Regions from separate parts of the Mus musculus genome. Here region 1 is linked to region 2. Evidence: chromatin contacts called from ENCODE Hi-C data. All regions are on one chromosome and are shown on one strand. The core of a region is the stretch at or near the end of the contact, and the rest is flanking DNA. Distances in the headings are between cores, read along the strand shown.

Region 1 (3,520 bases), core at 94-2,593, 380 kb before region 2:
TTGTCTACCCTCGATCCAACTTACCATGTGGCCGATGGAGAAGCCTAGAGGAGTATGGAACTCGGGCAGAAGCCAGCTTCTCTCTGTGGATCTGAGCTTCCTGACTATTGATGTCCCCGAGCTTGAGACTCAGTTTCCCCACTTTCAAAGTAGAGACCTCCCGATGACCTAGGAATAACTTCCGTGTACAGAACAGTCGACACTTTATGAGGTGACCCTCACAAGCCACTCAGCACAGCGCCCCACCATGGCAGTTGGGGGACACACACTCTGTAGCATCTATCTCGAATGAGCCCTGTGAACAACCTGGTTCATGATGACAGGATGCAGCCACCATGCGCAGGGTCCCTGAGTGAAGACGTGACAGAGTTGAGCAAAGGGTGTGTCTGGAGCACAGCGGACGCTCTGCGAATGAGCACTAACATCCGTGTCAAGTGTTATTAATTGTTATCAACATCACAGACACTGCTGACATCTGTATTGGGTACCTAACATTCACAGTCTAGGAGAAATGATCTCTGAGTTCCTGACATCTGGGGACTCTGCACATCACAGGGGAGAGGATGCTTCCATTCAAGGGGTTTCCTTCAAGAATAATGAGGCCATCGTTTGATGGGTCAAACACCAGGGACCCTGGTATGTGAGAATCCAGAAAAGAAAAGAATGACCCTTAGGATCAGTGTCTCCCAAGCACGGCCAGGGGTTGACTTACACTGTTGATCTGACGCTCAAATGGAACTGGGTGTCCTGTGTTTCCACTTGCTAGACCATAAAACCACTGGTATCCATGACAACAGCTCCTGTAACTTGAGGAGCCCAGTGACTCCCCAGGCTGCAGAGCTGGCCTGCCAAGGCTCTTGGCCTAGGCCCTGGGCTCAGTCACTTCCTGTGGCTGGCTGTCTTGAGCAGGGCTGGGCTTCTCTGCTCAAGTCGCATTAGGCCAGCTGTCTTGACTCCTGCGTCCTGGTGGATTCTAAAGTCTGTGGACGATTTTGTACAAAACTCAGGAACGTGGACCTTGCTGTGTGCACTTCAGGGTCCCAGGCGAGCCACCTGCTCTGGCACACCGTGGTTGGGTCCCCGGGCCCCGGCTGTGGTTGTAATATGACCCAGTCCAAGGCAGACGGGTGCTGACTTGCAGTGAGCAAAGCAGCCAGGACAGAGCAGCGTGGAGAAGGAAAAGAATCCGAGATGAGGCAAGCCTGGCCTCGGGTGACCTGGCCCGAAGGCGGCCAGCCAAAGCTGGGTGTGGAGACCTTCCTACGCACATCCTAGGCTGGCAGAAGGCTCTTGAGGTCAATGCCAAGGTCAAAAGCAGGCACTGAGTCACCTGGAGATGGGATTCAGGACTCTCTGTCCCAGCCCCAGCCTGGCCTCTTTCTCTGGCTTGTTGCTCTTCTCCTCCCTCTAGGCTGCCTCTGCCGAGAGAGGGTCCCTGAGTGGGTCCCTCCAGCCAATACTCTGGAGGCATCCCACCCTGGACTCGTGCTTTTAAAGCTGGTTTCTCTGAGTTACAGGCCAGAACTGGGTTCCCAAGCCAGGCTCTCATCACAGGAGAGGCATGGCTAGTGACCTTCAACTGTGGACCTTATTCAAACAGTGCACAAAACTCTGATCCTAAGGAGAGGCTCAAGCTGCAGATAAAAACCCCTTCCTTCCTTTTCTTCTCTCACTTCTCTCCCTCTGCCTTTCTCCCCCTGTCTCCCTCTCTTGAGGAAGGAAGGGCTCTTAGGAATGAGACAATTTACAAAAGGTTCTGCACAGCCAAGGCATCTCTAGAGCATTCTCAGGGCTCAGAATGATCGGAGGCAAGGAAGGCAGAGCGCCTGGCCAAAGGCCTGCAGCTCCATACGAGGGCTCTGCCGTGGCTGTGCAGCCTCTAAGGGTTTTGCTCTCCTGGTTTGGTTTGGATTAGATCAGAGGGGCCAGTCTGGGGGCCTAGTTGAATATCCCTGTGCTAGCCCATCCCTGAGAGTGCTGGTGCTGGGACATGGAGAAGAACAAAGTATAAGGACCCATAAGGACCATCCATGGGTGTAAGTAGGAGGTGACGCCCGCTGGGGAAGCCCCGGGGTCGGTGGGAAGGCACAGTATAAATGTGTCCATCATGGGGAGGATACCCCACCACCTTCCAAGCCACTAGAACCAGGAACCCACTATGTTGGAGGAAAGAAACTTTGGAATCTTCTGTGGGTGCAAGGCAGAGTCCTGGTCCCCTTCCTCTACTGATTCAGACTTAGACTCACACTATCTGTCTAGAGATATAACATATCGGCCAGTCTTTAACAGACATTCACGCTGCCCTGGTGTGTAGAAGTGTTTCCAAGCTTCACCTATACTGAGAGAATTGGAGTTCAGAGAAACAGTGAGCCACGTGAGAACACACAGCAGGATTCCCTGGGAACCAGAAGACAGGACAGGCTTGTTCTGGAGTGGATGGATGGATGGATGGATGAGTGGACACAGACAAATGGATAGATGGATAGATAGCTAGATAATAGGTGAAGAGATGGTAGATAGATGATAGATTAGATAGATGACAGATTGATAGAGGGATTCATAGATAGATAATAGATAAATAGATACATTATGATAGATTAGATAAATAGATGGTATGTTGATAGATACATAGATAGATGATTGATAGGTTGATAGATTGATAGGCAAATACATAGGTAGATGATAGAGATAGATGGATGGATAGATAGATAGATAGATAGATAGATAGATAGATAGATAGATGATAGACGATCGACTGATAAACACATAGATGATCAACAGATAAACACATAAATAGATGATAAATAGGTAATAGGTGGGTAGACAGGTTATAGATAGATCGATAGATGGATGGGTGGGTGGGTGGGTGGGTGGGTGGATGGATGGATAGATAGATAGATAGATAGATAGATAGATAGATAGATAGAATAGGTAGATGGATGGATGGATGGATGGATGGGTGGATGGATAGGTGGATGGATAGGTGGGTGAGTGGATGGGTGGGTGGGTGGATAGATGGAATGGATGGATATAGATAGATGGATAGGATAGGATAGATAGATAGATAGATAGATAGATAGATAGATAGAATAGGTAGATGAATGGGTGGATGGATGGATGGATGGATGGATGGATGGATGGATGGATAGGTGGGTGAGTGGATGGGTGGGTGGGTGGATAGATGAATGGATGGATATAGATAGATGGATAGATAGATAGATAGATAGATAGATAGATAGATAGATAACTGGATTAACAACTTAAAGGAATGGGATAATGAATTAATGTAAACACAGATAAATAAATAACAACCTGTTTGGAGTTTGTGAAGAGATGAGTCTGGGTTGGGGATGGTTGAGACAGAACTGTCCTGACTCATTTGACAACACCCTAGCTGTCCAAACTGTGCAGTTTCGGCCCTACAGTTTCTGGCCCTACAGTAGATTGAAGCTTTTACTTTTTTTTTTTTTTTTTTTTTTTTGCTTTGTTTGTTTGATTAGTTGGTTGGTTAGTTTTTTTT
Region 2 (3,773 bases), core at 121-2,620:
CTGCGGGCCGAAGCCCTCCGGCCCCTGGCTCTCCGCCATGTGCTCATAACTCTCTGCGAAGGGAGGCTGGCTGCCCAGGCCGCCCGCTGCACCTCCGTAGCCAAGCAGCCGGCCCCCGTGCAGACATGAGGCACCTGGATCCGGACCACCGAAGTTGCCCCCAAAGTGGGGGTGATGCTGGTGCGGGTGATGGCCTCCGGGATGGCTGTGGTGAGGCTGCTGACCGCCGAAGAAGCCATGCACAGGCTGCGCCTGCAGCCCCCCTGCGTGCAGCTCGGAGTGGCTGCGCGCATGAAAGCCGTAGGGCTCCATGTTCAAGCCCAAGATCGGGGGTTCGCCCAGAGCGCTTATTGCAGGGTCCACGGGGCCAGTAGGAGGCCCGGCGTGGAAGGCAGGAGCCTTAAAGTGGGCGTTCATGCTCAGTCCGGCTTCGTTAAAGTTCCCCTCGCCCTGACCAGCGTGCCGGCTGTTGATCTGGGGCTCGAATTGGTCCAGCCCAAACATACTTGGCGGGGGCGGGGGGGGCGGGGGGGGGGCGGGAGGGGATCAATAGGGCATGACAGCCTGCTCCGCCGCGCGCCTCCGGCCAGGTACTCGCCTCAGCCGAGGTTCCGGCGCTCCGGGACGTTCTGCACCGCGGGGCGCAGCGCTCACTGCCGCCCGGCCCAGCGCGCGGGCGCTGGCTAGGAGCTCTCTCCGCTGCTCTTCGGAACCTCGAAATCGACCCAAGCGGGCCTCTCACGTCTTGCGAGGCCGCGGCGCCTCCTGGAGCCTTGTCGGGGGGCCCATGCCCCGGGTCGATGGCACGGTCGCGGGTGGGTATGCGGAGAGGAGACCTGGAGGCCGACGAGCTGAGACAAAAAGTTAGATAGGGGGGAGGGAAGGGGACGGAAGAGCAGAATGATCACCTCTGGAGTCCGCGGCGCGGCGGCTGGGGCCGTAGCGGAGCCCCTTGGTCCTTCCCCTGCCCCGAGTCCCCGCTCCCGGGCCGCACCGGCTCCCGCACCTCCGGTCGGCCGCGGGCGATCGGCGGCGAAAGCCTCAGCGGCTCGGAAGACGGGCTGCTCCGCTCCTCATCGCCGGTGCTGGATTCACAGCAGTAGACGCGGGCGCCGGAGCGGGAACGCAGGCTGCGGGAGACGCGCGGCTCCGCGGCTCCGCGGCTCGGGCTCGATCGCCGGTCGCCGCGCGAGTTCGCGGGAGTCTCGGGCCGCGCGCGGGAGGGGAGGCGTGGGGCCGGCGGTTCCGAAGCTGTGGTTCCCGCCTCCGCACTCCACGGGTCCCCTCGGACCCGGGAATGGGCCGCGCGGGCGAGCAGGGCGCGCGGGGCGGGCGAGGCGCTGCGAGGTCCGGGATTCCGCTCCGCGTCTGCCTCTCGCCGGCGCCGGGAGAAGCAGCAACAAGTTTTGCGTTTCAGCAATCCATTCCAGCCATTACCTCTGCACCAATCAGCGCCGCCCGAGCGGGCTCGGGGGCGGGGCTCGCTCTTAAGGTGGTCCCGGGTCCCGGCTGCGCAGGCCCGGCCACCAACCCGCGCTACTCCGGGTCCGGCGCTACGGCGTTGGGGGTGCGCCCCAGGTGCCCCCGGCTGGGGAGGGCGCGAGCCTAGGACGACGGCGGGAGCCAGGCTTTGTCCGCCCCCTTCCCATTCACGCTGTTCTCAACTCCCCACCCCCAACCGGAGCCAGCGCGACCTGCGGGGTGGGCAGGGGGCGGGGAGGTGGGCGGTGAGCTGTGCGGGGCGCACAGACAATGGGGTAGCCTGGCAGAGTCCCCGGACGCGCCAGGGAAAGTCGCTAAGTGTCGCCTGTGCTGCAGCCCGGGGCAGCGCCCCAGGGAGCCGGCCCTGGCAAGTTCACGAGGTGATCGCCGAGGGGAAACACGAAGTAAGGTTGTCTCTGCGACCAGAGACTGGCTCGCTCCTTCCCTAGTCTCCCACCGTCCGCGGCTTCCGGTTCTCTGCCGCTGGCTCCACCGGGAAGAAGCCACGCACCCTCGGCCGCTTTGTGGAGCCACTTCGGGTGAGCCCGGCGCGGGAGCGACGAGGCGAGACAATGCGAAACCCTGAGGAGAGCGACGCGCAAAGGGCGCACGGGGTGGGGGCGGGGGTGGGGGCGACACCTTGCTGCGGCCACAAGCAGGCAGGCCCAGGCCCTGAAGGGCGCGAAGTTGGCCTCCTTAAAAGATCAATTAAACTGAAGAGGTCAAAGAACGGAATTGGATTGTGATACTAAAATCAATAAGAGTGATTTAATACCTACCCTATTTCATATGGAATATTTATCCCAATAATCTTACTTAAAATTGTTTAGATCTTTCTACTCCTCACGGAGTAGAGGCTGAAATCTATCTTGCAATTAAAAGTTAGAAGTTGGAGGTGATAGGAGGTGGAGGTGTTTATTCTGTGGACGCGCGCGCACCCAAGCGCCAGCATGCGTGTGCGAGTTTTCCTCTCAAAGTGTAAGTAGGGGAGGAGGGGCGGAAAGGCTTTTAATTTTCCTTGTCATGAAATAAAGCGAGACAATTTTGCTGGCAAGCCAGGATTCTTAAAAGAAGAGGGGAAAAGAAAAAAAAAAAACTTTCGTTGAAGTGCCCCCGATATCGCTATTAAATCTAAATAAAATTAAGCACGGTGTATAAAAATGCCTTCCCCCCCCCCACAAAAGAAAGTGTTTATCGCCCAAGTCTGTCTAGCGTTTGCTAAATTACGCATGAAATCTGAAATGAAATAAACGTTATAATAAAACCAACCCGGAGCCCTTTTTATTTAAAAACCTCAGATTAAGCACTCCACTGTCGCGGGCATGAGTTAAAAGTTACCGTGTCATTCGCGGCCGATTCATTACTCCCTGGAGCTTCTGAGGAAAGAAACGTTGGAAAATGGGCTCGATTTAGGAAGGGGGGGCAGGAAGCCCCAAGAGACGTCTCAAGAAATCACACACACACACCCAAGACACACACTCTTTCACACACACAAACCCATCCCCCACACACTCACTCACCCCCACCCCCACCCTCACACACTCGAAATAAAAGCTCTCAGGAAGCTGCAACAAGCTCGGGTTTTTCCTGCAGTCTACAGATTTTTTTTTCTTTTGAAATTAAAAATGAAAATTACCCCCACCAAAAAACGGGGCCCATAAATAAGCATTGGGAAGAAGTATTTGTGCAGGGTGGTGGAGTTTTAAAAGGATTTTTCTGCAGGATCAGGTTGTTGGTCTGTGATTAAATATTGATTTTGTGTAATTAGTTTTCATGCGAACTATCCTCTTGCTGATAGCTTAGAGGTTTCAGAACTAGAAAAGAAATGGAATTGGACATGGAAATTATTACTTAGCAAAGTGACAGGGAAGGAAAGCCAGCGAGAAGACAGAGGCTTTGCCTGTGTAGGCACAAAGGAAAGAGCACCCCGTTAGACACCCCCAACTAACCCTCCAGGCCCAGAGCTGAGGGCCCTTGAACCTCCTGGGCAGAAAGGGGGAAGAGTTCCGGAATAGATGTCAGGAGGAGACCCCAGGTAGCAGAGCTGTGACACCTGGTCATGTGCCTCTGTCCTGCGGACAGTAGCCTTCTAAATAGGTTGAGATGGAATGTCTTGTATTCTGGAGGGGACCGGGAGGTGGTGGGGGGGGGGCCTGTTTGGAGCACTAGGAAGAGATGTTAGGAGCTGGGAAGAAAGACTCACAGGCCTGCTGTCTGGGAAGCACTGGTTTGAGGGTTTGGGGTGTCACTCCATACTCTTTGGTAGAGGGCCCCCACATCTGAAGGGAGGA

Evidence for each region. A loop is a pair of places that touch in the nucleus more often than their neighbours do.
Region 1: a map of heart shows a loop between it and region 2 (2.9-fold over the local background). The contact joins the enhancer-like site here to the promoter of Mn1 in region 2. A Hi-C loop is called at or near these places in 6 of 37 maps with a recorded cell type or tissue (Patski, gastrocnemius and heart).

The regions. Positions count from the first base shown.
Region 1 is chr5:111,797,519-111,801,038 of GRCm38, reverse strand. Gm36535 (a long non-coding RNA gene) reads right to left here. Exons shown (of 2, transcript XR_003955955.1): 2 at 1-168. Among named protein-coding and RNA genes, the nearest start is that of Gm36535, 5.9 kb to the right of the region's middle. Within about 2 kb of position 1,343, at least 1 of the 3 ENCODE cell types and tissues checked has a DNase peak (open chromatin) inside an H3K27ac peak, as active enhancers do; it is heart, where a contact is called at or near this core.
Region 2 is chr5:111,414,897-111,418,669 of GRCm38, reverse strand. It overlaps Mn1 (meningioma 1), which reads right to left and starts at 1,370. Exons shown (of 3, transcript NM_001081235.2): 1 at 1,007-1,370; 2 at 1-851. The coding sequence starts at 504.